Linked DNA regions of Mus musculus: regions 2, 3 and 4 are each linked to region 1. Evidence: chromatin loops called from intact Hi-C (ENCODE). Cell type or tissue: heart. All regions are shown on one strand. Region 1 has its middle 14 kb from the start of Gm15418. Region 2 has its middle 89 kb from the start of Gm15418. Region 3 holds the start of B930025P03Rik (RIKEN cDNA B930025P03 gene). Region 4 has its middle 25 kb from the start of Gm32330.

Region 1 (8,000 bases):
TCTCTCCCTCTCTCTCTCTCTCTGTTTCTGTCTCTCTTTCTCTGTCTCTGTCTGTCTGTCTGCCTCTCCCTCCCTGCCTTCCTCTCCTTAGTCATACTACATTTTAATGTCTCTATTTTATCCACCAACCCTGTGCCACCCTCATCCATTGGTCACCATGATGACGCAATCCTCATTGGACAGCTGTACTCTCCTGTCTGCCTATGTCAACGGTGGCTGGGCCTGGCTCCTCCCAGTGGCACCAGGGCAGACAGGTCCACAGAATATCAGGGATAAGTAAGGTTTGTTTAAGGCAAAGTTTGTTGCTGAGATTAATTTATTTAGTGTGGATATAGATGTTATGTTATGAGGTCCACTTAATGTCTCCAGGCACCACGGAATCTTATTTTCAGTTTCCACGGAAGGCAGGCATAAGGAAATGAGCTAGCATAGCCTGCCTGCTAAGAACAACCGTAAGCATTGTGTAAAGGCAGGGCACCGACTCCCTCTGTAGAACTCTTTGACTGTTCCATCTTCTCACAGGGTGGTTATTGATTACCACATGTACCCCTGTAAGATGGCTCAGTGCGTAAAGGCATCTGCCACCAGGTCCAAGGACCTGAGTTTAATCACTGGGATTTACATGGTGGAGGGAAAAAAAACCAACTCCCTAAAGCTGTCCTCTGACTTCCACATGTATGTCATGGCATGCACACACACACACATACACACACAGGCATACTCACACACACCACACACACATACCACACACACACCACACATACATCATACACACACACATGCACACATACACACACCACACACACATACCACACACAACACACACACACACACACACACACACACACACATACCACATACACACCACACACACACATACCACACACACCACATACACATACCACACACACTCCACACACACCACACACATACACACACACACCACACATATACCACACACACACACATACACACATACTCACACACACACACCACACACTTCATATATACAGTAGTAATAAATAACATGTTTTTCTTTGGCAGCACACTGAAGTATCTTTCAGCTTGTGAGGTCAGTTTCTCCCAACCGTGAGCAAGCTCTGTTCTCTGCACTGCTTTACAGTTTGGTTTACAGTTTGTTTGTTTTGTTTTGTTTTGTTTTCTTTTTCTTTTTCCAGTGGAGCGCAGTCATCTCTGCAGGGCTGGAAACATAACCACCGATTTGCTCTTTTTAACTTGGAGAACAGAGACTCCTGTGTGTGAATCTCTGTACATAGTTCATGTAACCATTGTTCTGTGGGTAGACCTGTTCTTCCATGTTCTGTGAACCCATGGCTGGATCTTTGCATGCTACGTGTCCTGGAATAAATACCTGGAAAAGGATAACCAGAAAGACAAGGCTGCTCTCAGCCCCTCACACTTGGGAGGGATAGGACACATTTTCAGTAATGCTCAAGTAAGCCACATACTGTCACACTATGAGCTGTGACACGACCCCTCAGGGGAATATCTTGCTTAAAGCTGGTATCTGGGTCCCTCCCAGACTGCTAACTCAGTGGCTCCAGGCTGGCCCCGATGTATCTCTGACCAGATGCTGCGGGTTGGGCTGCCACATTTGGGGAATACTTCAGTCAGACGGTAGCAATGCCTTCAGAGAGCAGGTAACAGCCTGACCTCTGGAGCTGCAAGGAACTGGGGCTTGGGGGTCAGGTCACCTGGCCTACCCTTGCCAAGTAAATAAGAAGATAAGCCCCTCAAGAGGAGTTTCCCAGACCATCACCCACTGGAAACCCTTCCTCAAGTTGTTGACACTCATTTGTCCTCCTCAGAGAATGACCCAGTGCCTCAGAGCCTCCCACGCCCTTTCAGCATGTCCCCCATTCCTGGTCCAGCCTACCTTTTTCATGGTGCCTAAGACATGACAGCTGCTGCCATCCCTAAAGTCTCAGCCCTCCAATACACGTCATTTTAATATAATCTTGCCCAATGATATGAAGAAGATATGAATGGGAAGTCCACAGAGGACCCCTGAACCTGTGAACTTGGTGCCTTGATGTTATCAGTCAGGCCGGCCAAGTGTCCCTGTGCAATCAGCCCCTGCTGCAATCTGGGGTATCTCTGTCTTAGATGTGATATTTTAAACTATAGGACAGGATCCCCAGGGTAGGAAGGATATGCAATATTGTCCACCCTCTCATAACTAGGAGCCGAAAGAATACAAAATGCCATGCACTCTCCTCGGGACACAGTCTGTGTGGCATTTACTCTCAGGACGCCGGCCAAGAGCGGCTGGCAGCAGCAGATCCAGAGTAACAGAGTGTGGACGTCTCCCTCATGTGACACAGGAGCCAAAGGTCTGAGTCATCTGAGCTCCAGGCCCATATCCAGGCTTGGGGAACGCTCTCTGCTCCTTTTTTAAGATCTAACCTTTCAGTCCTTGAGGTTCTTTGCTTGGTCTCCTCACTTAGCAAGCAGTGCACCCATCCACTAGAAGTCACACAGCTGCACAAATCTCCAGGGACTGAGGCGCACAGGGTCTCCTTTATCCTGGAAAATAGACATGTCTTAACTCTCTGTTTCTCAGGAACAGGTGAAGCTTGGAACAAGTCTAGTTAGCCAACAGTAGGATATCATTCCAGGGGTCTTTCTAACTAGGTGGAGCCTCACAGTCATGACCATAGTTCAGAGGTGCAGGGAGTGAGGTTCAAAACCATCTTTGGTGGCTTTTCTGGGGACTCTGAAAAATTCCCAGGGACCCAGGCCTTTCTGCTGCTTGGCTGCATTGTCTTGCATTCTGCATGGCTGCGGGCGTGTAAGGCCCAATAAGGAGCAACTAAGATTCTTGCTGTGTGGTGAGCAGCAATGGTGAGAGTCTGTGAGGATCTGTGGGCTGGGATGGCTGTGGATACAGAAGACAGGTCCTCCTCAGGTTCAAGGGGGCAAATAACAGGCCTAAGGCAGGGTGAACTCACTTGCTAACATGGAGAGTGACAGAGCTGGGATTCCTGGCTCACTCCGTCTTCTGAGCTACTTTAAAGTTCTGGGATGATTTGTCAAGAGGAGAGACGGCTCCTGGTTGGAACCGTGGAATCAACTGCAGAACATCTGGTCTGTGAGAGAATGGTGGGTCCTGCCCAAACCCATCTTCAGAGTCGTTCTATATCCTAGAAGGAATATAGAGTCTGAGGGCCTGTGCTGAGCAGACCCTAAAGTAGGGCACACAGGCCTGAGCAGTAAATTGAAGCAGAGGCAAGGTGAGCTTCCAATAAGCTTGGGAAGAGCAGAAGATGGCGGGAGGGTAGTCCTGCCTGAGGTTTATGTCTTTACAGCTGTTGTTTATTGAGAGGAAACTGAACAGTGTTTAGTAAATAGTCTTAGGGAGCACAAAACCCTCACAGCCTTGCAAAGGAAGCATTGCTGGGTGAATTACACCACCAAAACGGCATGGTCAAGTCGACAGCAGTTCAGATGTCACCTCACAAGGACATCCGTCTCTGCAGCTATGACAACTTAGAACAAAACGAGATTTTGATGGCCTAGCCAGAACCCTGATCCATCTAAAGAGAGAGTGGGGTGGGCACACACAGAGAAGAAGTGACATGGACCATGGGGCTAGGACCAGGGTACCACAACTGGATCCACAAATGCTAGAAGCAGGAGCTGCCTTCCTTAGAACTGCAGCATGACCTCGCCTGCACACATCGACAAGCAGAACTAGAAAAGGATAAACTCCCTCTGCGCCCTTCATTTTTCCAGGTAAGCACAGTGAGGTCAGAGCTGGATACTCAGCAGGGAGCTACAAGGGGACTGGAGGCCAAGGAGCACTCTATCCAGCTTCACAGTGGTTCTGCTCAATGCCCCTCTTTGAGGTTCTCTATCCAACCTGCAATGGGAATCACTTTCTGCAGGACCAACGGCCCCTCCAAGGAACAGCTGGGAGGAGAGGCACAGGAGACTCCCAGGCTGCTGAGCCTCTGGTCGCATGCTGCTGGCAGCTGTGGGCTCACATAGTGCCAAGTGCTCGATTGAGTGGTTGGCATGCCTGGCATCCTGGTTACTCTCTGTGGACGCGGGTGAGTCACAGAGAGAGCGTCACTCCTGCTCACGTCAGGGCCACACCAAGGCATCAGACCCAGGGACACAGGAGCTCCTAATAGAGACACATGCAGCAACTCAGGCCCGGGGATCACCCTGGAAATCATGTGCACTCCCTTGTCACCCACCTAGCGTGCCAAGGTGTCCTTTACAGGACACCACAGAAACCAAAGAGGGCACCGTGGCAGGGAGCCCAGGGCTGTCTTTTCCTATAACTGTAGCCAAAGAACATGGGTGGGGGTGGGGAGCAGAGTCAGGGGCTGGCACTGTGGTGGTGGGGGTGTGGGGTGTGGGTGCTGGTGTTTGTTCTCATGCTCGTGTGTGTGTGTGTGTGTGTGTGTGTGTGTGTGTGTGTGTGAGCATGTTTGAGTGCTCGCATGTGTGTACACTCGATTATGCTTATGGGTGGACCCATATGGTGGTCAGGTGCTGGCTGCTCAAGAGAAACCACAAGGAAAGCAGGAATGGGCCAACCAGGAGATGACCTGCCCTTTCTGTTCAGGTTCAGGGCTGGAAAAGAGAGTGTCTCAGGCTGTGCCGCTTTGTGTGGAGTGTGCTGCCCCCTAGGGCAATTCGGAAATAGAAACAACCCCCGGCTGCCCTTGGGTGATTTGAGGCTCTAGAGTTCAACAAGGAAGGGTAGATGGGGTGCAGTGCAGAGGATGCAGTTCCGGGGGAGATTGGGGTACAGTCGTAGCTTTAGGGTACAGGGAAATGGGTGGGGTGTAAGAATGGAAGAATGAGCACAGGAGGGGGATGGCGTGCGGGGGGAAGGATGGGGTGCATAAAGGATGGGGTTCAGGGAGAAGGATGAAGGACAGGAGATTATGTGATGTGAGGTTATGGGGTGCTTGAGGACAATTGGGTTCAGTGAGCAATGGGGTACAGGAAGAGGATGGGTGCTGGGCTGGAGGCAGGTTCTGTCCCACAGTGGAAAGAGGCAATAGTACCTTGACTCTGCACACACAACTGAGATGCCCCTCTGTACCATTCAGCCCAAGCTACCACTTTCTGGCCTCTGGAACTCCAGGTGCTTTCTGGCTCTGTATGTTAAGAGACTTGAGTGGTCCGTCCCCTGATCTCTGGGAACTTCACCAGGGGTGGGTTTACCTCTGCGTTGTAAGTAGTCTTGACTAACAGAGCACATGATGGATTGAAGGTAAACCTCCTTTTGTGGCATTTCCTCAAGTGATGTAGCTATAGCTGTTGGGTCAGATGTGGTTCTTGACCTACCAAGAAGAGCAGCCACTCCGGGGCTGCCAGGGACTTGGAAATGGATTTTCCATTGGGGCTTCCAAAGGGAACCATCCTTTGATAACGATTGGCTCAGCTTAGAGAGACCCTCGCCAAACATCTGACCTCCACAAAAGTGATGGTTCTCATTAGTAAGATAGCAATCATTTGTGGTTCATTAGTGCAAAGAGGTATCAAGGGAGATGTCTTCATTCCACACTTCTGGGAGTGAAGAGGCTTGTAGACAGGAGAGAGTCATGAGGAACGAAAGACAGACCGTAGATGCCAGCATTAGTTATCAGTAATTGCAGAGGTGTGCCCAGTTAAACTCCTTCCAGCTTATCTCCTATGACGGCATCAAGGACTGTCTGGGCACGTGTGCCTGCAGTCATGCGTCCAATTAGCCACTGATCCCTTGTTTGGATATTCTTGGGGGAGGAAAGGGTTTAGTTTTCCCTTATAATTGTAGTTCATTACAAAGGGAAGCCAGGGCAGGAACTCAAGGCAGAAAGTGAAGCCATAGAGAAATACTGCTCATTGGCTGAGTCTCCATAGCCTGCTCAGCCCGCTTTAACAAAACAAACAAACAAACAAACAAAACCAGCCCAGGGTTGGCACTTACCCTCAGCGAGCTAGGCTCTCCCACTTGTATCATCAATTAGTAGATCGCCCCACAGGCGATCTGATGGGGGTGTTTTATCAATTGAAGTTGACATGATGACCCCAGCTTGTGACAAATTGACAGAGAACTAACCAGCACAAATGGATTACAATAACTAAAGGGGAGACATTGAAGCAAGAGGAGAGGTTGCTGGCCAGAAGAGGGGGGTCGTTAGGAATGGAAGGGGTATCGAGGAATGAACACTTTTAAATATTTCACAAATGTGTCTAGTATTATTTTAAAAAGCAATTTTTAAATGAAAAACGGACAAATAAGAAAAGAAAAGCAGAGGCAATTCGCTATGGGATGGAGACCTACAGGTTAACGAACTGAACGGAGGCCTGTGTGCCTTTAAGTGGCTTTTCCTTTGAGCACCCCTACTCTCTTTCTGGGAGAAGAAACTAGGCACAACAAAAGCTGAGAGACCCAGAAGTATTCATGTCAGCCATCTTTATGACATAAGATAGACATGCCCACGAATGTTCTAAACTTTCAATACATCTCCATTCCCCGAGCGAGGCATACGTAACCCCCACCCACCCACCCACCCACCGCAATGTATCAGCCATCTTTCTTTCTTGAGCTAGGACCTTGAAGTGAGCATGCTCAGTAGTGTGCATCTCAAACTGAGCAGGCTCGGGAATGTGCCCGCCGCAAACCGTTTTCCAAGAGGAGTTGTTGTCAGCTCCAAAAGTTTCCAATCTTCCTTTGTTAGGAAGGAGTCTGCTTTGGCAATGATGCCGTTGCTCTCTTTCCTTGGAGCGGGGGGGGGGGGGGGTGCGCGGGGAGAGGGGAGTGAATCTTCTCACCATAACTTCTGGATAAGCTTGGTTTGGCTTTGCCCTCCCCAAGAGGAAAACCCATCAGTTTAGGTATAAATGCAGCATGCATAGCACGCATCTTGTGCAAGCTTTTCTCCAGGAATAGCAAGAGAAAAGAATAAAAGCATGTGATTTTTATCTCCTTTTATGTGCATTCAAAAATACCAGAAGCCCATGAACAATTAATCAGATATTTCCTGGGGCAGCGGGGAAGAAGCTCGTGGAGGAGGTGGGTAAATATGGAAGAGGAGGGTGCTTTCACAATGTTCCTTTTTGATGTATTTTTGAATCCTGTGAATATGTTACCTATTCAAAATATTTTATTAATTTTTTTTTAAATAACAGGTTGAACAAGTTTCTCTAGGCCATACCCCGTGAATTCCAGACCTTGAGCTGACACGCTCTGAGATAGGCCTCTGCTGATTTCCCCACTGCCCCATTCCTGCCCTTTGGGTGCACCACAGCAAAAGAATTGTGGGTAGTAGAAGCTGGTGTCCGTGGAGGGCACGTCAGAACCTCTCTGTGCTGTTGCAAAGGCCACCGCTTCACTGTCATGCCCACTCCCTGGAGGAGTAGACATAGGTAGAGTGAAGCTGAGTCTGGGTTGAGATAAGAGTCAGCCAGGCAGAGGATTGGGCACACTAAACGGCCTGTTAACATCCTAAGGTTGCTGTGGCAACACAGCACAAGTCGGGATTCCCTCCAGAAATCTACTCTTTACTGTCTGGGACTGGAAGCATCAACAGAAATGTACGTACCCAGTCTGGGGAAGGTGGGACCTCTCTTACCTCATCTGGTTTCTCATTGCTGCAGACCCCTCTGCCTGGGCCCTCTGGCTTGCAGGATATGATTCTCGGGAGGACACTCCATCTTCACAGTTTTCCGTGCACGGCTGGCTCCACATGAGGTCTCTTCCCATAGACATCAATACTGTTGGGTTCAGAGCCCACCCTGTTCTGTCATGAGCTCTGTATAACTCTATCTGCAATGACCAGAGAAGGTCACTGTCCTGTTTCATTTTTTGTTGCTGTGATAAAAAATACTCTGAAAAAAGGCAAGCAATGCAAAAAATAAATAAAGTTGGGGGGATTTAGTTTAGAGTTCCAGGCTACAGTCCATACCTTTCTTTGTACAGAAGTTTAGATAACAGGAATGTGAGAGAATTAGTCAGATTCATGGTCAAGGTCAGA
Region 2 (8,000 bases), 75 kb before region 1:
ATCTGAGTGAGAGTATTGTAAATGGGTGGGAAAATAATATCATTGTTATTAGTACTTGGCAGACAGCTGTGTGTTCTTTAAGGGCATCTGCAGGACATTTACAGACATTGAGGCTGCCTCAGACCACATACAAAATGCCACACTGACTTTCAGAGGGAGAAATAACACAGACCAAGCATACTAACCACAGTGAATAAAATTAAGCTTTGTTCAAAGGCAGTGTCTGTCCATAAAGCACTGGTTATTAGACGAGGAGGAAGGAGAACAAACGCGAGCATTCACCGTGAGAGATTAATAGATGGAGACAACGCAGGAGGAAGGAAGTGATTCTTAAAAAGGAAAACCAAGGGCAGAAATAGAACAAAACCGGATTTGATAACACATCTAAGAGCTTGTTCTTTGAAAGAAAAAGAAAAAGGAACCAGAATGCGAAGCATCTGGCAGTAGCTTCCAGAAAAAAAAAACAAAAAACAAAACAACAACAACAACAACAACAACAAAACGAGAAAGCATGGTATACAAAATCAAGCCTGAGAACATGGTGGGTAGAAAATTAATAACATGGTAAGCATCCCATAATACACACGGCCAACTCTGTGATTATAACTTGGGGAAAATTACAGAAATGGGTACATTTGCTCTTAAGGCTAGAGGGTTAGGAATGGAGATTTTCCCCAAAAGTCCTACGGAGGAATAAGCCCATGGCCCACCATATAACAGAAGACATGAGACCTGTGGGGTGCTGCTTCCCAGAGAAGCCAGGCCTGGCATTTGGGGACTTTTGCCCTTTTTCTGCTAGCACACTGCACAGCTGCACTAGAGGGGAAGAAGTTACAGGAGACCTCTCCAATGCTCCCAAAAGCCCAGAACAGTTCTGAGCCCCAAGCCTGACAGAGGTGCTACAGAAAAGGGAGTGGGAGACTGTGAAAAGGCTTATTAAAATTCCAAATAAAACACCAGCGACTTCGGGCCAAGGCTGTACGAGAACGGCAGTAGCTCATATTCGAGGAAGACGAGTGTATTTTAATAGATCACATCAAGAGATTAAAAGAAGACCCAAGCTCTCAGCTAAGGAAGATGCCCATAAAAAGGCATCGAAACAACAACCAAGCAAAAGCAAGCTTCTTCTCGGCTTCACAGAAGAAAAAAATGCTTAAGTAGCTTGGATCAAAAAGCCAATTCTCTGCTATTCCCCATCTACAAACATTCTCAATCTTCAGGCTACATCACACTGACTTCAGAATTAACTAGGTATTTGTTTAAAATGCCGGTATAGATCGATCAGTCGTCTGGATCCAATAAGCCAGTGTGGGAAGTACCCAGGAGTTCAGTGCCTCAAACCACAGCATCTATTCTTGATGTCTGCCTTCAGACTTAGGAGAGGGGCTTCATCGAATCTTGATGGACTCACATACGGTCACAGCCTGAGCTGGCTGTGCCTGTATGAGGTGCTGTCCATGGCTCTGCTCCACACCCCTCCTGTATCTGAGTGCAGCACCTTTGCCTGGGCATCTTCTCACAGGGATATTAATCAACTCCAGACAAAAGTCAGTCCTTGCTTGTGCTGATGTTTTGCTGTTTATATCCCATTGTCCAAGAAAGGCAAAGTTTAGCCCCATGCTGAGGGAGGGGTGAAGCTCAGCTGATGGACCGTCTTGCTCAGACACTCATGTCCGTGGATGAGAAACAGGTATACAAACCTTCCACAGTTAACCCTTTAATGAAATCTTTACTTGGGAAAGAGAAGGTGGGGCAATGAAGGGCATTCTGGATTAGCCGTGGAAAAGAGACCTGCTAGACAGAGATGTAGACAGTGAACTTGGGACTCTAGACACAGGGAAAAGGTCAACACCCATAGCCTCCCTAGTCAAGGAGTTGCAAATGTTATGGAGCAGATTTCAGGAAATAGGAAGTTAGAGGAAGAGCTGTGAAGCACACGCCATCATCACACATTGGAAATGTTTTAGTGCACCAGGAGTATATGCTGGAGAACATCAGAAGTGATCGATCAAAAGGGGCGTCGGCAATATTGTGAAATGTGTTGGGACGCTGCTTACCTCTTTTCTCGTCTTTGAAAGACTTTGTAGTAGATCAGCCTTGAATATGACCTTGAACAAAAGAGACAAGGAAGACACAGTCCAACCAACAAGGACACAAAACCTGAGGGAGTCACCAAGGGATCCTCTAATCTTCAAGTGAACCATTCTAATTCAGACAAGGAATTATGAAGCCACCCTAGTCAATAATAGCTTAGGGACACCTAATACCCACAGATAAAAGGTACTCTCATGTTCTCCAGAAGACTCAGGGGAGTCATAAGGGTAGCTTTCACATGCATCTATGTTACCCACACCATCTGCCTATCATCTATCTGTCTGTCTATCTCTACATCAATATCTTTGAACATAATCATGCAGGTCTGTATCCATACGCTGTCTGCACACTTGCTTACTATCCACATATATGCCAGTCCTTATCAATGTGTTTATAATGGTTGAAAATCAAGGAGTCAACTGGGAGAAAGTCCAGTCTTGAAGATACAGTCTCATGTAATTCAAGTGGATAGTTGAATACCCAACTACTTGTATAGTTAAGGCTGATGATAGTCCTGGCTTGCATGGAACTAAGGGCAAGGCTCTGTAGTGAAGGGTTATAGCAGAGCCAAACCTAGCACTACTATTGAATTCTTATAGGATTAGCAGTACCAACAAGACTAGTGATATTCTGAGACTCACTTGTCTTCTGCCATTTGTACAGACAGCTTCCCATCATAACACTGAGAAGGCCAGGAGAAATCTGAGAAATGTGGGTTAAGAACATTTGAGTTAGACAGTATTTCCCAGAAAAACAGAAGCAATAGGATATAGTATGGGCATATGTGTGGGAGAATGGATGGACGGGTGGATGGATGGATGGGCAGGTGATGGGAAATCGATAACAAATAAGAGACATATTATAGATACTAGATAATTATGATAGAGAGATAATAAATGATAGATGAGAGATGTAATTGATAGATATATGATAGATAATAATAGGTAGGTAGATTGATTGATTGACAATAGATGTGATTGATATGTAGATAATAGGTATGTAGATTGATGATAGATATGACTGATACACAGATAATAGATAATAGGGAGATAATGGATAGATGATTTATTGATTGATTGATAGACAGATAATAGAAAGATAGGCAGATAGGTAGAAGAGAGAGATTATAGAGGCAAAGAGATGGAAAAAGGTATCTATGAGTCAGTCTGAAGCCTATGTTCTTCTTCCCAACCAAGAATCCTCACTGTTAATGCCAAGCCTTCTGACCATCCGATGGACTTCTCTGTGTGATAGAGGGTCCTCGGCTTTAGTCACAGATGCTGTAGTGTTGATGGTGGATGGTCACCACATCATAGCAGTGTCTACCCCACCACTCAAAGATGGTGATTGACAAGAGCCTGGCATACACACATTGAAACAGCTCATAAGTCACATGGGCTTTGAACCTAGGCAGACGTGGGATGCCTCTGCTAAGCAGGCTGGGCCAGGATTAGCCTTCCACTTCACTTCCCTCCTCTCTAGCATGGGAAGAATAAAAAACCCACAAAGAACAGCTGCTGAAGGAGTTACGTGTGCACTCAGAGACCACAGGATCTTGTTACCACCCCTTTGAGCACAGGAGGTGGCAAAGCAGAGAAAATTGGGTGAGCCTGAGAGTCAGGAGAAGGCTCTGAGAGCCAGAACAGAGTTCTGGGGGATGACCCTTTCTTCAAAGCAAGGAGCCCTGGGCTGGATGATGAGACTATCATAGAGCGGCCCCTCTGGGACCTGTCCTAGTTTGACACAATTCCACAGACTACAAGTACCTGATTACAATCAGGAATAGCCACCTCTGCCTGTTTGCTAAGGACAGCACCTCCCCTGGGTGTCTCCATCCTCACAAACAGCTCTGAGGTCACTATCTCCTTCCAGCACACTGCTGACTCTAAAGGGTGCCATTCAAACTCCTTCCTTTCTAGGAACCAGCTGATGACTTGAAGCAGGGTTTTTCCCAAGCCCACGAGCTGGTCCTGTTCTGCTGCCCACCCCCCGAGCACATGCCTTCAGCAGAATCCACAGAGCAGAGAAACAATAAAACCCGGTGCTTTTACTCCTGAGAGTAAATCACGAGACACAGAGCAGGTACAAATGTCCCTGTGACCTACAGCTCTGACGTGCGTAAGGCTGAGGTCACAGCTGACTGGTTGCCAGAGGTTCCTTGGTGACTGCAGAGATCCCGTGTCATTGCTTTGCTGTTATGTAACAGCCGTGACTTGAAGGGCTGCCTGTGCTCATGTGAGGACAGCCACCGTCTTCCAGCACCAGCGCTGGGTCACAAGACACAGACCTCCGTGTGTTGATTTCACATGAGGTCATCTGCCAATTTGACCCATGACAGAAATGAAATCCGGCTTTCCTGGGGGACCTCATTTATCACCCTACCTTTAGCTCTCTGGCTGTTTCATTTGATTACAGAGTAACTGAACCCCTAATAATATCATCAACCAACCACATAAAAAGGGGCAGCCATGAGTCTACGGGGCAGCTCAGGGCCTCATGGTTCCTTCCTCTTCTTGTTAGCTGAAAATAATTCTTGAAGGGGGAAGAAAAACATTTCAAAAAGAACTTTTCTTTTCCCAGAGATTTGAAGCAGGATGTTATTATGTGTCTTCTATTACATTAGGAAACTTTATTAAAACCATCTTTCTCTAGCCTTTTAAATCTGAGGCATGCAGCACACTTGGCAAGCGCACAAATACCTCCATAATGACGAACAGAAATATATATGTGTTTGTAACAGGCACACCATTGTTCTTATAAAATATGGCCCCCTTTCTATACTTTTTCCCTCCTGGCATTTTGGGAAAATAAGCCTTAGATCATTTTGAGATTTATCACCAAACACTTGGAATTCATGAAGCGAAATTGGGGCACAGGTTTCCCTTTCGGCTTCCAGTCTCCGTTGTTCGGTTCACATTGCTTAACTGAAGCCCACATTTGCCAGCCGGGTGCTCCAACAGGACTAGAAATTATTGAGTTTATCAAGTGTGATTTCAGACTGCGTAACATGCTTTGATGGGCTCTCATGGGTGCTACAGCAAGCCAGGCATGCTGTAGGCTCCGTGATCTCACAGAAAAGTTATCTTTTTTTTCCCTCAGCACTTGATCATTTACTGTGCTTTCAATGAGCTCCCAGCATGCCGAGCATCAGCCTCCTGTGAGTGTATCCGCCATCTGCTGCCCCAGCAATGCTAAGTAACAAACAGGAATGTTCAGTTAAACAAAGTGTCCACTGCATCCCCACTTCTGGGTTCCTGCTGATCTGAGTTCTTGCTAGTCAGTGCAGACTGACTAGATGGCTCCGCAGGTTTAGCTGTATTTCCTTGCAAATGAGGGTTTTCAGAGCCATTGCTTGCCTCCAGGGACCTCAGAGAAGAGGATTGAGGCTCAACTTTACTCCACCTGCCTTTCCATTGCTCAGATAAGTTTGTGTGACCAGACAGAGCATCAGAACAAGGAAATGGCAGCACACACAGGTACCTGCTGGTCTCTCTGGCCTTGGAGATGCTGCTACTCACTGGCTACAGTCAGTCACCTGGCTAAAGTCAGAGAGGGAGAGGGTCATAGGTGGATGGGAAAAGGTTTGGCAAGGAGGCAAGTGAATAGGTGGAGAGCTGTGTGTGTCTACTACATAAGTATGCTCCTGAAGGTGTGCACTGGAGAACAGTGGGGTGCGAGCCCAGAGGAAGAGAAGTGTTATGGCCTGTGTGTCTAGGAATGTTCCCTGGTGGAGGTCACAAAACCAGATGCACATTAAGACATGCAACATCCCAAGTAATTGCTGCCACACTGTAGCAGTGACCACTGACGCCCAAGGACTGGGGCTTCGTGTCTGCTCCTACCTGGTGTCTCTGCTTCCTTCTTCCTATTGCTTATCATGCTCTGTACCCCTCAAGAGGAGTTAGTTACCACCACCACCACCACCATGACCACCTCCACCTCCCACTTGTGTCCCTCCTCCTCCTCCTGTGTGCCCAAACACAGCCAGGGCTAACTCATTTCTTCAATACATTGTGCAATTCCAAAGTAGCACTTAGTAAGTGGAAAGGATTTCAGCAAGCACTTCCTCTAATACAGAAATTCCGAAGCCCTCTAAGAAGTGAATTCCACCTAGTTTTTGGGGATAACTGGTCACCCCAGTGCGTGTCCTGGCTTGTCTGAGAACCAGTTACCAGACCCACTTTCTGTTCTCTCTAAACCTAAAAATAAAGGGGCAATTAAATAAGTTTGCCATCAATAGCAACTGAGATGCCTATGTTATTAGTTTCCATCCGGTATCTACCAGACACCCATTTAGGGCTGAGCACTCTACAACCTCTAATTCTTTGCACACTAACCAGTTTTAGGAGATCTTTGTGATAACTACCATCTACTACAAGAAGGAGGAGCTTCTCTGATGAATACTAACAGATGCTCTCTGATCTATGGATGTAGCAATAAGTCATTAAGAGTCAAGGCTAGAAATTGGCACAGATGTTTGGGGGAAGAGGTCCCAGGTTCTTGACTCCAGGTTACCTCCTTCCGTATTCCCAGTCTCACCTGTCTAGGAACACTCACTGGCCTTTCCAGAAAATCCACTTGCCTCCAGGTTGCCCAGCAAAAGCAACTCTGCTACAGCCCAGAACCACAGGACCAGCCAGCACAGTGCCAGCATCAAGGTCTTTTCAGACTGCATGAACAAAGCACCAAGTTTCAAAGGCTTGCAAGCTAAGAAAATTACAAAGTAGCCATGGGGACCCCTCTCTTCCACCAAACTGAGGTATTCACATCCAATGGGCTTCTGAACCACCCACTTACTGCTTCACAGAGCATCACCTTCTTCAGTGTCTTCCCGTTGGGGCAGCTGGCCCCTGTATGTTCTAATAAAGACACTGAATTCACAATCAGGTCCTGATCACCCCCCACCCATCACACCTCTCAATGCTATCACACTGGGTTTGGGCTGTCCCATGGCAATTATGGAAAGATGCTGACATTTAGACCTAGGCAGAGATAATTGACAGGTAGGTGGTAGATCAATAGATATATAGATAGATGACAATAAAGGATATGTGCATAAATAGATAGTAAATTGATAGATTACAGATGGTAGACAGATTGAAGAAATATAGGTAGATAATATTTAGATAAATGATAGCTATAGACTGATAGATGATAAGTAGGTGACATTTATAATAAATTGAAGAAAGGCAGAAAAATAAATTATAGATAATATTTATAGGCAGCAGATAGAATAGTGATTGATAGATAAATGGAAGAAAGGAAGGAATAGAGGGAGAAAGAAAGGGAGGGAGGGAGGAGAATGAGCCTAGAGGGAAGTGTCTGGGGTGTACTGTTGTTACTGTTACTACTGTGGCTACTGTTGCTACTGTTGTTACTATTGCTACTGTTGCTAGTGTTGTTACTATTGCTTACTGTTGCTACTGGTGTTGCTGTTTCTGGTGAGCAGAAAATTTTTTGTTTGTTTTTTGTTTTTTGGTTTTGTTTTGTTTTGTTTTGTTTTTTTTGAGACAGGGTTTCTCTGTGTAGCCCTGGCTGTCCTGGAACTCACTCTGTAGACCAGGCTGGCCTTGAACTCAGAAATCTGCCAGCCTTTGCCTCCCAAGTTCTGGGATTAAAGGCGTGCGCCACCCATTTAATTCATATCTAAGGAGAGAGCTCTGGTGGTTGATAAGATTTCAGATGGCAGGTTTTGTTTTTTGTTTTTTTTTAAGAAGATGCCAATATTGTAAGTCAATCTAAAAGGGCTATAGTTGAGGAAATATGAAATAAAAAATTAAGTAAAATAAAGTAAAAAGTCATGCATTAATTTCAGGAATGCCATTCCAATGAAGAATGTAGGTGAAGAAACTGGGCCAGCAAGAGTTAAAAGTTCAAGGCAGACTAAAACATTAACTTTATTTTAG
Region 3 (8,000 bases), 290 kb before region 1:
TCTTTCCACGCTGTGTTCTCAACTGTGCTGGTCTCACAAAAGAAAAGCAGCCTCCCAGAACAAAATGGTGCCCAGAGGTCCCAGGACTCAGACAGCACCGACGTGTGTGCGTTCTGCTGACCTTCAGTATTCAGGACCGGAAGTATTCTAGCTGCCCAGTCCCCGCTTCTCTCCTGTCACACTTGCCCTCAGCACAGCTGCCCAGCCCACAGCTTGTAAGTTACCTTGCTTAGGTGTTCTCCCAAGTTCTGCAAAACGAAAACAGCATTAAAAAAATCACGTGTGTGTGTGTGTGTGTGGGGGGGGGGGATAAGTCAGAGATGCGATGGCCCTGACAGAGGTTAATGTTTCGTGTTGGCAGACAGTACCCAAATTACAGCTTCAAGGAACCAAAAGTTTGGGAGGCCCCAAAGGAAGGGAGAGATGAAGTTGGCTCTTCCATATCCAATCTCCACATGAAAAGAATCTGAGGTGATTAAAACAAAACCGATGGCAGCTTCAGAGCACTTCAAGCCACGCCTCCGGATATCTCCATCTGGGAGCTAGGGGAGCATCTTCCTACCTGGTGATGTCATGGTCAGTGAGCTGGAGGACAACAGTTATCTGTGCGCATCCCGAGTCTCCGGGAAGCAATAGACGAAGGAGAGATGGTAGCTAGGATGTGTCTGCTGGCTGATTGAAACATCAGTGGAGTCTTGGAGGAGGACAACCCCTCCCCGAGACAATATGGTTGCTCATTTGATGGAAATAGAAGGTGACATGTGAAATGGACATTCTAGCACATTTGATATAGTGCTACGTTAAATTCCGCCGGTAAAATCTATGCCTCCCTTCGGGTTACCCTGAGAACGGTGAGCTGAGAAGAGACGCATGTAAAAGTTCTAGCTAGGTTGGCTGTACAGAAAGCTCTTGAGTGCCTGTCCCTGCTCTCAGTATTGGGGTCACAGGCACACACAGACATGCCTGTCTCTGTCTCCCAATACTGGAGTTCAGTAAACACAGCCATGCCTGTCCCTACCTCCCAGTATTGGGGTTCAGGCACATGCAGCCACACCCATCCCTGCCTGCCAGTATTGGGGTTCAGGTGCATACAGCCACACCCATCCCTGCCTCCCAGTATTGAGGTTCAGGCACACACAGCCACACCTGTTCCTGACTTTCAGTATTGAGGTTCAGGCACATACAGCCATGCCCATCCCTGCCTCCCAGTTTTGGAGTTCAGGCACACACAGCCATACACAGCTTTTAAATGGGTGCTAAGGTTTTTGAGCCCAGACCCTCATCTTGCAGCGCACAATGCCCTTTCCTACAAAGCATCTTCCAAGCCCTAAACAAGGGGCTTACAAATGTCCTCCCAACAGAGAAATGACAAATTCACAGTAATAAACAAGCTAATATACCTGACATAATCATTCTGCAACACATCGTATTATACCCCACAGATGTGCACAATTATGATCAGTTAATTAAAAACACAACAAAATGAAGGAGAAAAGGAAGAAGAAAAATAAACAACCCTGACTATACTAAAGTCCAATACAAGAGCTACTCACACCCTGAGTAGAAACAAGGTATTACAGCAGAGAACAGAAGTGAGCATGCTAGCTGCTGCAGAGCCTGCCCCTCATTTCCACCCCTCATACCCACCTCTCATCCCCACCTCTCATACCCACCCCTCATACCCACCCCTCATACCCACCCCTCATGCATGCATACAGTCGGCATAGGAGTGAACACTACAGGTAGTTAGGTGTGAGCCATGGTAGGTGGACGAGTAAGCGCTGTCCAGGCTGGACCCTGGCTCACTGCTTCTTGCAGTTGGCTCTATATCCTCTGCCTCAGTCATGCTCAGCTCCCCACCCCCACTACAGACACCTCCAGCCACACATTACCCACTTGATTCGTGTCTCCTCACCTTCTCGACCATCCTTATCTGTTCTAGAATGGCGTGTGTGTGTGTGTGTGTGGCCACTGAGAGTACATAACAGATTGCTGTTAACTAAATGGGAGGCATGCAAAAACCGGATGTCTAGAGGTCCGGTCTTGTTTTCCCTGAGGACTATTGCCATGGCAACTGGTGCCTTCTCTCTCTGTCCTCAGATGCTCTCTTCCCTGGTACCAACATGCCAGTTTCCCAATCTTCTTAGAAGGACACTTGTCATATTGGATAAAGGCCCAGCCTGTGGCCTTGTTTAACCTTAGATATCTCTTTGCAAACTAACTCCAAATACAATACAGTTGCACAGAGGGTTGGTATACCAACAAATGAGTGAGTGGAGGCTACAGCTCAGTCATGTATACATGTATGTACACACACATGTACACCCACATGCCCATAAGATCGATGCTATTTTGATGTGTCAGATGGCTGTTGGACATGGTGGTGAAGCAGCTATTCTGAAGTTCTGTGCACATATGTGCCGTGTGATCTATCTTGGTTTTCCCCATATGCGTGCCGAGTGATCGATCTTGTTCTCCTCTTGGAATTTCACCTCAATGGTTTTCACCACTCCTTTATAATGCACTTAATGGAATACATTTAATTGCTCACCTGTTCTCTTTCGTTCATTTCTTTACAAGCATGCGCTCTTTATAAGTCTTTAGAGACACCCAGGACATTGCGACAACTTCTACAGCCTCAGGTTAGTCCCAAGAGGCCCGTGCTCCTGCTCCGTATGCTCGGCCTTCATTTAAATCAGCACACATTTGACTTTGTTCCTTCAGTGCCTTTCTTTCATCTCAGGCCCTCCACGGAGCAGGCCCCTCTTCTTCATGAAGTTTTCAGACTTTCCATCAACTAACATTTCCTGCAGCACACTAGCACTTGTCCAAAAGTGCACTGGCATGCCCTCGCTGTGTCTCTGCATCAGCATTCTAGGCTGACTCTGTTTTCTTCCCAGAACATAGAGAATCTTCCACTGTCTTCCTGAGAAAGGGGTAATTTGTCTTGCTTCTTTGGCTGTGTCCCTTTAAGAGGAAACTCAGATAGAGCGTGCTGCTGCCTTTTCTGTGAGGATACTGACAGGTCAAGATCTCGGGTTAAGACGGGTCAAATAGGTTCAGCTCTTCCTCTGTCCTTGTGTGTCTGGGCTGGCGCTGATTCCAACCGCCAGTGCCCTCCACTAATCAGCTGCTCCCATTCACTGCCACAGGGCTGGCTTCGGTTCTGGAATCTGGTCCCTTCCTTGGAGTGAGGCGTCTTCTATTTTTATTCAGCATATCAAGGTGTTTGCAGTAGCAGAATTCTGGGTGAACTTTGCCAGCACAAAGTTGCAACCAGAAGCCCAACACCCTTGAGGTCTCTCTGTTGTGTTTCCAGTCCTTCAGGTAAATTGTATTTCTAAGAACTGAAGAAGAGCTAAACATTAGGGATCATGTTAATCATATTCCATATATTTCAGAGAACAAATGCTTGAAATAATCATAGAATATTAATTTTGAGAACTAAGGCAATCAGTGGAGAATACTTGTATGTCTGCACCAAATGGTTGGGATAGGGAATGGTCATCCTGTGTCTTCGGTGACATGATGACAAGGTGTTTCAGCATTCCCCATTGAACTGTCACATGTTTTCCAAGGTTTCTGCAAGAATAAGGGGTACGATAGGCAATGTCCGTACAATGATGAACTGCATGGTCAACCAGGGCCATCACTATCACCATCACCAACTGCAAGAGTTCATGGCTTCTGCATGGTCTCATGACCATCTTCAGGATGGTCTCATGATCGTCTGCAGGGTAGTCTCATGGCATTTGCAGGGTGGTCTCATGACATTCTGCAGAGATTCTTGGCTATATGCAGGGTCTCACAACCATTTGCAAGGCCTCATTGCCATCTCCACAGTCTGATGACCTTTTGCAGAGTCTCATGGTTGTCTGCAGGGTCTTATGACTTCCTACAGGGTCCCATGGCCATCTGCAGAGTCTCATCACTGTCTTCAGGGTCCCAAGGTCTTAGGGTTGTTGGTTGGTTGGTTCCACGGTCATCTGAAGTATCTCAAGACTATCTACTGGTCCCACAGCTGTATTGAGAGTTCCAGAGTTATCTGTGGATCTCATCACAGTCTTCAGGTCTCACATCTTCTGCAGTGTTCTGTGGCTGTCTGAGCTATCTCATTGCCTTGCAGAGGGTCTCAAGGCTGCGTACAGGGTCCCACCATCATCTGTCATTCTTTCTTTCATTTCCATATCTCCAAACTCTCGCCACTGACTCTGGAACTGAACGGATAATGATTTACAGTTGTCATTAGTTATCAATGCATACAAGCTCTGTCTTCAAAACAGACTTGCATAAAGATAAACTAACCTCTTCATCCCAAGGAAATTATGGTCCTGAATAAATAAATTCAAAAAGGAAACTGAAAAAGAAAATCCACCACAGAGCCATGTGTTTTTGAGATAATAATTAAAGAGGCTTTCTGAAGATCAAAGTGTAGCTGGGCATTGAGGTTCATGCCTATGATGCCAGCATTTGGTAAACTGAGACAAAAGGATTGCTGGGATCTCAAAGCCAACCTGGAGCTACATAGTGAGTTCCAGAACAGCCTAGATGCTGTCTCCAATGAAAATAGTAAACACTAAAGGTGTTTCCCTTGGGTTAAGGAAGAGCTTCATAAGAAAGGCAAGTGGGGACCTGGGAGGCACTTGGAAGGATAGCATGAGATACAGAGTAAGAGATGATGTAAGAGAGAGACCATGACATCACCTTCTAGTAAGTTACCCTACTAGACAGGCAATTATATTCACATATGAGCACTAGACACTCACGTTGTGCATTAGCAAAGAGTTAGCCTACTCTTCGGAAGAACACGAGATCCAGAAAGATGGTGGTCTAGGATCTCTTCTGCCAGCCACATCCTGCCCTGTACTGTGGATACCTAGACCTGTTAGGGGTTTGGGCACCTGACTCGCATCTGTGAAGTGTGCACAGAGAGACCGATGTCTCCCCAGGAGACCAGGGGCTGGAAATGGTACTGGGGTTCCCTCTTTCCTATACTGCTCCCTTCAATCCATCCATTGCCTTCCCATTTTTCATGTCCCATTTGCCCCCCAACAAACTGCCCCCTCCGCTCCTTCACCAAGTACCCCAAGCACACTCCATACTGAGATGTAGGCCCTGCCTATAGTACTTTAGCATTTCTTCTTTCTTTCATTTGCTTAATTTCTGCTAAACCACAAGAAACATTACAACACAAAACAAAACCCACAGCACTAAAATAAAAGGGTTTTCACAATACGGTCCTGAAACAAACAAACGAGTTAAATACATGAGTTTCTCTGTCCCCAAAACTACCCTAAAAATGCAACCCTCAACTCCTATCATGTTTCCCACACTTTATATTTCTTTCTGTATTTTTTTTCAAGTTTTTTGAGAGTCGCATGCAAGATCTCTTCAATATGAACAGATTAAACTTATGGGGAATTTCCCTTGTAGATTAAAACCTACATTTGTTCTAGTTCTATTTCTATAATAAAACTCTGTGATAACATTCCGTGACAAAAGCATCTTAGAGAAAGGGGTGTATCTCAGCTCACACTTCCAGGGGACAGCCTATCACGGTGGGGAAGTCAAGACAGGAACTCCAGCTGATAATCCTATCTCATCCAGTCAAGAGCAGAGAGAAATTCATGCATGCAAACTTAACCACATGCTTGCCTGCTCAGCTCATTTCCTCCACTCATACAGCAAAGAACCCTCTGACTAGGGAATGGTAACACCCATGGTGGTATGAACTAAACTAGGTATCAACTATCCTAAGACATACACAGGCCAAGCCAGTGTAGACCCCCATCACTGAGAGACTCTTTCCTAATGATTTCAGGTTGTGTGAAGTTGACATAACAATCACCATTCTAAGGCACCAAATAGATATGATGGCTCCTCAGTTGTGCAGAAACTGACACTAAGGCCTTACAGGTAAATTCTCCAGGAGAGTAGGATACCTCAAGGTGTAAAGGCAAAGGTTACCGTGGAGCCTGTGCAAGAGTTCAGATTTAAAGCAAAGTGTTCCTGTTTAACCAGTTTGCCAAGCTTTGAGACTAATGTCCTGGTCACTGAGTACCGTGGTAAAGAGTCTCACACCATGATCATCTGAGTAATGTCCAATAACTCAGCTAACAGCCATGTGTTTAATGCTTTCTTATTTATTTGTGCTTTCCCCACTCATCCACGCTGAGTGTGCCCCCAGCTACCCCGCTGTTATGCTGCCACTCAGGGAAAGCAGACAACAACAACATAAACAGAAGTATTGCTGGGACACAGCTCCTAACGCCACATCCCTCCAATGTGGGGGTCACATTTTAAGGACCACTGACACAGAGCATGTGTTCTGTGCTCTGAGAAGACCTAGGGAAGACATGAAATGTTTGCTTTCATAAACTTCTACTTCCTGCCCATGGTCCCCTTCCAATTTCTTCCATCAGAGAAGTCAGAGCTCTTATAAACTGGAAGGGCTGCATGGTATGGCCAGTGGCTTATCATCATGTTGGGAAGTCATTAAATATCAAAGACATGGTCTGCCATCTTTAAAATTCAGCCTCGCAGTGAGCTCATGGCTAACACGTGTTGCTGAATGTAAACCTTTCATGGTCATGTTATATGCACACAGAGCACTTTTACATGCCCAGGCTTCTGACAAATGTAAATGCTGGGCTCATCAGGCCTCTAGTCCCTCCAGAGTCCCTGTTTCCTCTCTCTAACAAAGGTTTAATTATTGCCCATTTGCAGATCGAATAACTGAGGCACAAAGGTTAAATGGCTGACTTCAATTTCCTGCATGTTAACTGAGAAAGCCACACGCAGTGTAGACTCCTGGAGCCGTCAGCCCAGAAGACACCAGGTTGCCTCGACTACAAATGAGAAATGCGCACAAAAAATCAATTTTATTATGGAGATGAATAAATCATTATTTCCCGTGGAAGCCCTGTCTCCTGAAAGATAATCAAATGGACTAATACTTAATTAGTCAGAGGTCTCATAATCAAAACAGAAGCTTGCAGCAGGCACAGGACATCACAAGGAGAAACTAAGGCAATTGTTGTTTCACAGAGACGGCCTCGCTATCTCTGTCCTGCCAGCCTGTGACTTCCACCTGGCCATGTTGTGAGCTAGCTAGCTTCCACAGCATGGGGTTGGGCTACCTTACCTACGAGAAGATGGTTTGTGTCATCTTTGACCATGTTTCAGAGAGGATAAGATGTTTTCGTGTGCAGGTCCAGAGCTGTTGGTGAGATTGGTGCACAGAAAGGCACCAATAGGTTGCTATAGTTTAAGTTACCCAAGTGGCTTTACATGATTGTGTAGCTTAGAGATGCTCCTTACATTTTGGTAACTAGAGGACTTGGGCCATGTGTAAATTCCATGAGGTATTACTTTACAGTGCATAGAAGGTAAAATGTACAGAGGCAAGGCAGATGACAAACAAGGTTGATGAAGGGTCCTCTGTTCCTGCCGTGGCAAACAGCCTGTATGAGGGCAGTCCTCTATGACACAAAAGCTTACTCCTGGTGACCAGTGTGAAGGCTATAACAAGAGAAAATACTGAAGAGCAAGCTTCCAGGAAGAGGGCTGAACCACTGAAGGAAACTCTGTTCTTCCCAGTTCATATGACTGCTCAGGAGCAGCAGGAACCAGGGGAATCCTGAAGATGCAGTGCCAGAGATGGTGAGACCGACAGGCATTGTCCACCTAGGACTTGAGAGCATGATCTCATGTGTGAACGCCATCTTAACAAACGCTCAGATGCTCTCAGGTGAGGGGCATCTTCATTGCATGGCATGAGGCCTAGGTCCGGGACCTTCAGAGCTCATGAGACAGGACTGCTTCCAGGGGCTGGACAGACACAGGAGCCTCAATACAAAGGAACTGGGTACCTGGCCTTCTCCTGCCTCAGTACTGACTGACCCTGAACAGAACCTCACAGGCACTTTGGTCTGCTCCCTGGTCCCTCCGCCTGATACCTGTTCCCATCTCCAAGGCTACCTGAGTTCTGAGTTTCTCCC
Region 4 (8,000 bases), 520 kb before region 1:
TTTAACTGTCAGAGGATCTCTAAACAGCCAAGGGAGATGTAGCCTTTTGCTTTTGCAAGTAATTTCAGACTATCCACAGGTAAAGAACTATACGCATGTGCCTGTCCCTGTTTGATGTCACCTGGGGAAAGGCAAGATTCACAGAATAGTCACAGTGATAAGCCAAGTGCAGGAGCCTGTGAAGAGCCACTCAAAGTAACACTGGGCTAAACTGACAGAGATGGGGCGGGGGAGCTGGAGACAAGAGGGTGAGTGTATGCAAATCTCTGGAGCACAGCCCTCAAGTCTCATTATTGCTATCATAATTGGATAATTAACGAAAGGCAGAGCTGCCAGAAGGCTGTTGTTGTCCCAGCCAGGAAGTCTAAAAGGGACAGTGTTCTTCTCAAGGAATAGCACAGATCTGGCCAGAGGAAGATGAAAGCACATTCAAGAAAAGCCCTCAGATATGTCTAAAACAAAGAAATACAAGCAAGGGTCTGTGGCTCGGCTGACACCCCCGGGGGAGAGCTGCTTGCTGAATGGAGAATAAAAAATGACTTGAAGTAGGAAGACATCCTGCCTCTCAGTCCTCATGGGGTCAGCACTGTCTGGGGAGGTTCCAGGAGCAGAAGGTGGTCTGCAGGAACTTAGCAAAGTCAAACAGCTTCTCCTAAAAATGAAGGTCACAGGAGACTCAAACACCTCACACACTTTCTCCCCACCAGTGTGTCTTCCATAGAAGGCCGAAAGGCCACAGCTCAATGTAAAGTTGATTAGGAACTATAAAGTGAAAATTTAAGGACCCTGGGCAAATCATAAAAGAAGCATGTTGGAGAAGCCCTGAGCAGATGTCCTACTCTGTGCTTTAAATACACACTAAAATCCAATGCTAGATAACTGTTCAGGTCGGGGTACAGTGGTGTAAATTTCTTTTTTAATTGTGTGTTGTGTATGCATGTGTGCATGAGTGTGTGTGTGTGTGTGTGTGTGTGTGTGTGTTCTGCCTGTCTGTCTGTCTGTGTCTGCGCATTTATGTATGCTCTCAGAGACTAGATGTGCCAGATCCTCAAAGACAGTTCTGAGCCATGTCTTATGGGTGCTGGAAACCAAACTCAGGTCCTCTGGAAAAACAATATGCACTCTTAATTGCTGACCCATCTATCCAGCCCTCAATTTTGATATTTTACAATATTTTATAAATAATAATTTTTCCATCTTCAAGTTTTTGTAAGAAAATAAAAGTCCCTATGTTTGCATGAGTGCCCGCTAACTAGAAAAAGACTGTACATAGCTCTGATGTCCATACTACAACATAATGAGTATGTACTCACCAAGCAGAAAGCTTATATTTGGCCCAACTCTCAAAAGCAAGCTAGAGTTCCGGTCATGAGACCATGACAACCTGGACATCAGCATAAAGAACATCAATTACCCACCCAGCGTCCAGAGAGGAAGAGTCTAGAGTAATGTCGAAGCAAGACACAGAAGGATGGGTTCCCCCAGCTTGTGAGAAGCTGTGTAAGCATGAAGAGGAAGACACAAGATTGGAGAGGAAGTTACGTAAGGGACGCTGTGTGCAGAAACCTTGCCATTCCAATGCTAGATGCAAGCACATCCAAGAAGTCCCACTGATTGAACAAGCACACAGCAACACCTAGTGAAGGTGCTAGCCTTTGCTGGTCTCACCCAGATACCCATTTCCCCTGCCCTGGTGCTGGCCTGCCTTCATTGAGAGCAGCAGCATACTGTCTCTCCCAAGCTGACCTCCATCTCAGAATCAGTAACGTTGCTCTCCTTTAGATAAGATGGACATCTGAAGCTAGCCTGGGAAAACACGAGCCTTTCCATCCAATATGTTCAATTTGGAGGTTTGGGTTTATTGTTTTGGGCAGATATGGCCAACTCTGGGTAGCCAAGCTGGGGGCATGCTCTGGGGGGGGGGGGGAGACAAAAATGTTTCCACCTTATTTTAATGAGTTGTGGGTCACCACCAGTATGTTTCTAGGAGGCCATTTTTGTTTTTTTCTCATTCCCTACAAAGTTTGCCCACAGGCAGTATTGAAAAAGCACACAGGACAGAAAGGCCTCAAAAGGAGAAAGGGGAGAGACAGAGCCAACTCACATACTTTCCATGTCACAGTCCCCACAGCCTGACATTCCGTTCCATCGACGAGGAAACAATATAATGTACAGTCCTGTCACCATGGCTATTAATAACTTGGGTGGCTTCCAGAACCACGTGGGGACGGGAATATTCGGTCTCTAGCATCTGCATCATGCTGAGATGTTTTCTTTCTGAGACAGTGACTCTGCGTCTCTTGCCACGTGTGGAGGTTCTAATTCTCCAGGCACACGGATACTCTGATTCATCTCTGATTCACACTGATAAGGGGGAGCATAGGACCAGCGCTTCCAGGGAGACTTAGAAACCAGAGAACTTTGAGTTCCCAAACACTCTGTTAGTTTCCACTCCTAGCCTAGAAAACCAGTGGGAAAATGTACAATGGAGCGGATGGGAAAACTCATCTATGTAGAACTGTGATGTCTACTGGGAACTTGTATTTAAATTTTCTCACAGCAAGCACAGTTAGCAGTTTGGAATCATCACTTTCAGCATGCCTTTGTTAATCCAAACAAGCAAATGCACAAGAAAGGAAAAGAAAGGAAAAAAGGATGGTATGGAGGATGAAAGAAGAGAGAAGGAAGGGAGAGAGGGGAGACAAAGAAAGAAAGAAAAAAAAAGAAAGAAAGAAAAAAAGAAAGAAAGAAAGAAAGAAAGAAAGAAAGAAAGAAAGAAAGAAAGAAAGAAAGAAAGAAAGAGAAGGGGAAGAAAAAACTAAAAACAAAGGAGCATAAGAAGGGAGGAAGAAACAACAAAAGGAAGGGAAGGAAGGAAAGGAGAGGAGGGAGGAGAGGAGGAGGGGAGGACAAAGGAAGGAGGAAGGGAGGAAGGAAGGGAAGAAGGGAGGGAGGGAGAGAGGGAAGGAAGGAAGGAAGGAAGGAAGGAAGAGAGGGAGGAAGAAAAACAAAGGAGCACAAGAAGAGAGGAAGAAACAATAGAATTAAGGGAGGGAGGAAAGGAAAAGGGAATAAAGAAAGGAAAGAAGGGAGGAACAAATGAAGAAAGGGAGGAAGGAAGGGAGGGAGGGAAGAACAAAGGAACAAATGAACAAAGAAAAGGAGGAAGGGAGGAAGGAAAGAAGGAAGGAAAGAGAAGGGAGGAACAAAGGAAGAACAGGAAGAAAGAAGGGAGGAACGAAGGAAGAAAGGAGGATGGAAGGAAGAAGGAAACAAAGGAAGGAAGAAGGAAGGGAGGAAGGAAATGAAAACAAAAAACAGATTTTTTCCCTCCAGCATCCACAGGTCCTTAGAAGAATGGACTTAGATTGAAACAAGCAAAACTCCACAGAGTACACAGTCTGTGCCCTTCTTTCTTAAGAACAAAACCTTTGTTTTTAAGGTTTCTCTTGTCTGTCTTCTGCACCACACTGGCTGTTTTTCCAGCATCCTGCCCTGCAGTCTTTGTTGTGTGTTAAGGAATAAGACCTAGTCCTGTAGTGTGAATCCCTGAGATTATTAGTATTTCTAAGAAGGCCATGTGTGGTGTCTCTGCCTTTTGTCTGGACTTTTGATGCCAGGGCACCAGAGTAAGAAAGGTTGGCTGGCTCCTCTCCCACCTTCTTCCTTTCCCTCCCTTCTGCTCCTGCTTACAAGAAAGTAATGAGGCACACAGCAACCATAGAATCATCCAGTGTAAGAATAGCACAGAGGATGCAGAGACAGGCTGCTCTGGTCAGGGGTGGTTACAACAAGGTGAGAAAGAGTAGGTGTTAGAAGGGCAGAGTGCCCTTCACTTTGGAGGGTCCAAGGCTTTGCTGGAGATACAGAAGGCTGATGGAGGAACAGGTCTCCTAACCAACATCCAACAGGATGCAAGTAGTGTGTGGGGATGTCTGCAGGCAGGCAAGAGATTCATGCTTTTCCAGCTCAGAGAGGATTCCATCCAAACACTAATTCTTAAGGAAAAAAAATCTACTCAAGAAGTGACCACTTGGCTGGATCTAAATTCACCTTCAGTGGCCACCTGCTCCCTCTCTTCATCCTCTCTCTAACCCCACGTCCTTCTTCCACCCCACCTCCTTTTCTCTTCCTTCTAACTGTACAAACATAAGGTGTCTCCACCTGCTACATACAGCCACTGACTTCTGTTCTTCATGAATGTAAGCCCAAGACAGTCATCGGGTACTTCTTCTATTCCTCCTGAGAGTGACAGCAGTCCACATGGGTTACTGTTTATTTTATTTTGGGGGGGGGGATCTTCTCTGTCCTTATTTTACTCAGCAAGTTATTGTGTGTGTTCTGTTGTGTTCTCTGGAGAGTGGGATGGGGTCATCTACGGTCTCCAATGTTCTTCTCATGTATGTTGACTTCAGTCACCATTCAGAATAAGCGGGGGACACTCTCTAGGAACTTCTCCAGTGCCTTCCACCAGCTTCCATGGCATACGAGGTTCTGTTCATCTGTTCACCTTTAGATCACATTCTGCAGATTATTCAGCTGTGATGGGGAGAGAAATGAACACGAAATTATGAACGCCAACTTCAATACAGGAAAAAGTCTACTCTGTTCATGCTGAGGGGTGAAGGTTGGATCTCCTTAATCAAAAGAGTGTGTGTGTGTGTGTATGTGTGTGTATGTTAATGTGTGAATGTGTGTGTGTATATCTGTGTATGTGTGTATGTGCATCTGTGTGTCTATATGTGTATGTCTGTGTGTTTGTGTATATGTGTGTGTTCTTGTGTATGAGTGTTAGAATGTATATGTGTATGTGTGCATTAATGTGTGGATATGTGTGTATGTGTGTTTGTGATTATATATGTGTGTGTGCATATGTGTATATATGTCCATGTCTATGTGTGTATTGCCTAAGTATGTGTATATGTGCATGTGTGTGTATCTATATGAGTGTGTATGTGTGTATTAGAGTGTTTGTGTGTATGTGCCTGTATGTGTGTATGTGTTTGTGTGTATATATATAAATGTATGTAAGTGTGTGAATGTGAACGTGTGTGACTATGTATGTGAGTATGTACATATGTGCTTCTATGTGTATGTGTGTGTATGTGTTTACATGTGTGAATTTGTGTATGAGTTTGTTAGTGTGTGCTTATGCATATGTGTATATGTGTCTATGTTTGTGTGTGTTCATTTGTGCTGGTGCTCACACATGTGTGGTCATGAGTATGTGGAGACCAGAAGACTGTCTCAGGTGCCTTCTTTAATTGTTTTCTAGTTTTCTTTCTTGAGATGGGGGTCTTTTCATTGAGCTCAGTACTTTGGTTAAACTATGTGGCAAGTAGACTCCAGGAGGCCTCCTGTCTTCGCTGCCTGAGTCTGGGATTACAGCACAGTACACACATTTGATTGTTTGCTTTAAATCTGTTTTATTTTAAATTATGTGTCTATGTGTGGGTTACTGTACATAAGTACAGATGCCCACAGAGGCTAAAAGAGTGTGTCAGAAACCTTGGATATGAAGTTACAGGTAGGTGTGACCCACTGGACTTGGGTTTTGGATTTCTGCAATAGTAGTATACTCTCCAGTATTACTGAGCCATCTCTCCAGTGTGTTCACTTGGGTACAAGGTCCTCTTGATTACAGAAGACCCTTTTTCTGTGTGTGCCTTTTCCCCAGCCCCTATAGAAAACAATCTGGAAGCTTTAGAGAATATAAACACAGCCCATCATATAATTCAATCAGTTTTCTTCAACACATTTAACCAAGGCAATGGAAAGCAGATGTTTGTATATGAACACTTAATGTGGCTTTATTTGTAGTAGCCTCAGATCCAAGTGTCCTTAAAGAGGCAACAGGACAAATGGCAGGAGAGTTCTCTGATGGAGCACTGCTCAGCAATGGTAGAAGGCTTCCAACAACACCCCCCAACCCCCCTACACACACACACACAATGTCTCTCTAACTATATGGTGGGAAGGAACACAAAGTATCCACTGGTCCACTGGGTCCACTGACATTCAGTGCTAGAAAGTGCAAATTAACCAGTGGCAAAAAGTGGGCCAGATACCAAAGGACAGGGATAGGTACACTGGTATGTGGTAGGGTAGGTATGCTGGAAGTGCTGTGGGCACACATAAACACTGGCAGCTGCTGGGTGCGATTCTGATGGCCTTGGTGGTTTCAGAAACACATATCCATGTCTGAGTCAACCTGTTCCACACTTTAACACCTACCATCCATTCCACACCAACTATGCAGGTGTAAAATTACTGAAGAAGGAAAAGAAACAATCACAGGGCTTTGGGACAGACAGTCACAGGCTATCAGGTACTGAGAAGTGTTGAAGTGTTGTAGAAACACTCCTTTGTATGATGTGACTCTCTAAAGCTTGAAGACTGTGGTCCTGCTTCTGTATGCAAACTGACTGCCATGTGACAGTTACATAACAGGTTCCCCCCAGATAAAATCTTCCATCTTAGAGGGAGGCCCCTTAAGAACAATCCTGCAAGGATTAAAGTGAGGAAGTAAACAACTCAATGGCTCCAGGAAGTCCCTGAAACTGACCTGGGTTCACTAAGCTCCTCCCTCCCCAAGCTTATACAGTAAAGGTTTCTGGGAGGCACCTTCAGACAAGTGGAGCTGCTTAGAAAGGGTAGCCTAGATGCAGAGAGAGAGAGAGAGAGAGAGAGAGAGAGAGAGAGAGAGAGAGAGAGAGAAAGAGAGAGAGATTGATTCTGCAGCCTGTGGAACTGTGCAGTGAGCTTCAGGTCTCCAGCTTTTGTGAGCCCGTCGTCACCCATGCTGGGGTAGGCTTTGGTGATGCCACTGTTTTGAGTCATTTCTGCCCCATAAGTAAGCTCTTAGCCATACTGCATAAGGAACCATGACTCATTAGTTCACCAGTTGAACTTTCCTGTTGTCTTTCCTTTGTCTGTCATTGGTTCCATATCAGGGGAGAGTAAATGTCACAGCCACTGGTATCTTTTGTGTTGTAGTCACTTGGGTGCTGGGTTATCGTCATGATCCATCACACCCAGGGAGCTCGTAGGTTTAACAGGTGCCCTCGGAATACGCTTCTTCTAAAATATGTACTTTGTGAAACATTTTAAAGTCATGGGACCTTTTTAGAAACATGAATGGTGTCATGTGCCACCTCCCTCCCTCCTCAGTGTCCCCACCGGTCTCTGACTTCACTGCTCTTCTAGTCACAAATCCAGGTCTTCCCAAGCTTAACATTCCCCGAGCGAGCGTGTCTTCACAGGGTACAGTGGAGCACGGCTGGATAGTTTTACACATATGAGGTAATGCCCACAGGCCTGTAAGGCAGTAACATATCCCCCTCCCCCCTCAGGGTTCCGGCTTCAAAGCTCAAAGTCCAGCAGACGGTTTTTCTGTAGAGATCAAGCTCCTTTTCTACAGCTGTCTAAGCAGTTGCCAAATTTAGCCTGACGCTCTTGTCTCTGGGATTTAGTCAAGGTAAGGTTGGGAGTTTCACAGATCAATACTGCTAAGCGCTCATTAGCAGGGAACTCTCAAACACACCGTATAAATCTGAATGGCTGACTTGAGGGAACTAAGTGGTTTCTCGAAAGTTCCTTGAGTTAATCCGGGCATTATTTTTCAAGTAAAACTCCAACTTGTAATAGTTCACAAGGTCCTGAGCTCAGCAGGATCTATCAAGCACAGGGCACACACCTCCTTTAACAGCAGAGAGGCACAAGCTGGCAAAGTGGACCAACTGTGTTAGGAAGGCTTTAGAGACACCCAAATGGGAATGCCTTGTCCCTTTTCTTCCATGTCTGTATCATACCAAAGACACAAGTGGAACCCTAATGGAAAGAATCACAAGCTCAAGGGGGACCAAGAGAAGGAGCCCTGTCAGAACCAAGGCAGCTGCTGGTTTTTCACAGGCCTGTTCTCTTCATCTTGAGTCTACTGAAGAACATTTTTAAGAGTCGTTTTCTACGACATGGAACATTTTCACAACAGTCCAGTTTCA

Evidence for each region. Hi-C counts contacts between places; a loop is a spot of excess contacts. Peaks named below come from ENCODE experiments on the same cell type or tissue, not always from the same donor. Only the 100,000 strongest peaks of a DNase experiment are listed, where the experiment ranks them.
Region 2: a loop joins it to region 1, with 8 times the contacts of the local background. A loop is called at or near these places in 9 of 42 quality-filtered maps.
Region 3: it touches region 1 in a loop (8-fold over the local background); 4 of 42 quality-filtered maps call a loop at or near these places.
Region 4: it touches region 1 in a loop (5-fold over the local background); 4 of 42 quality-filtered maps call a loop at or near these places.

What each region holds. Positions count from the first base shown.
Region 1 is chr8:11,169,407-11,177,406 of GRCm38, forward strand. No RefSeq gene overlaps it. Among named protein-coding and RNA genes, the nearest start is that of Gm15418, 14 kb to the right of the region's middle. In heart, a CTCF peak has its summit at 4,658; DNase peaks (open chromatin) are centred at 2,335 and 4,085; H3K27ac peaks cover 4,360 bases.
Region 2 is chr8:11,094,404-11,102,403 of GRCm38, forward strand. No RefSeq gene overlaps it. Among named protein-coding and RNA genes, the nearest start is that of Gm15418, 89 kb to the right of the region's middle. In heart, no CTCF peak of the experiment used is centred here; a DNase peak (open chromatin) is centred at 4,258; H3K27ac peaks cover 879 bases.
Region 3 is chr8:10,880,497-10,888,496 of GRCm38, forward strand. B930025P03Rik (RIKEN cDNA B930025P03 gene) reads right to left here and starts at 1,958. Exons shown (of 6, transcript NR_040705.1): 1 at 1,916-1,958. In heart, no CTCF peak of the experiment used is centred here; a DNase peak (open chromatin) is centred at 3,155; H3K27me3 peaks cover 1,372 bases.
Region 4 is chr8:10,644,423-10,652,422 of GRCm38, forward strand. No RefSeq gene overlaps it. Among named protein-coding and RNA genes, the nearest start is that of Gm32330, 25 kb to the right of the region's middle. In heart, no CTCF peak of the experiment used is centred here; no DNase peak of the experiment used is centred here; H3K27ac peaks cover 2,655 bases.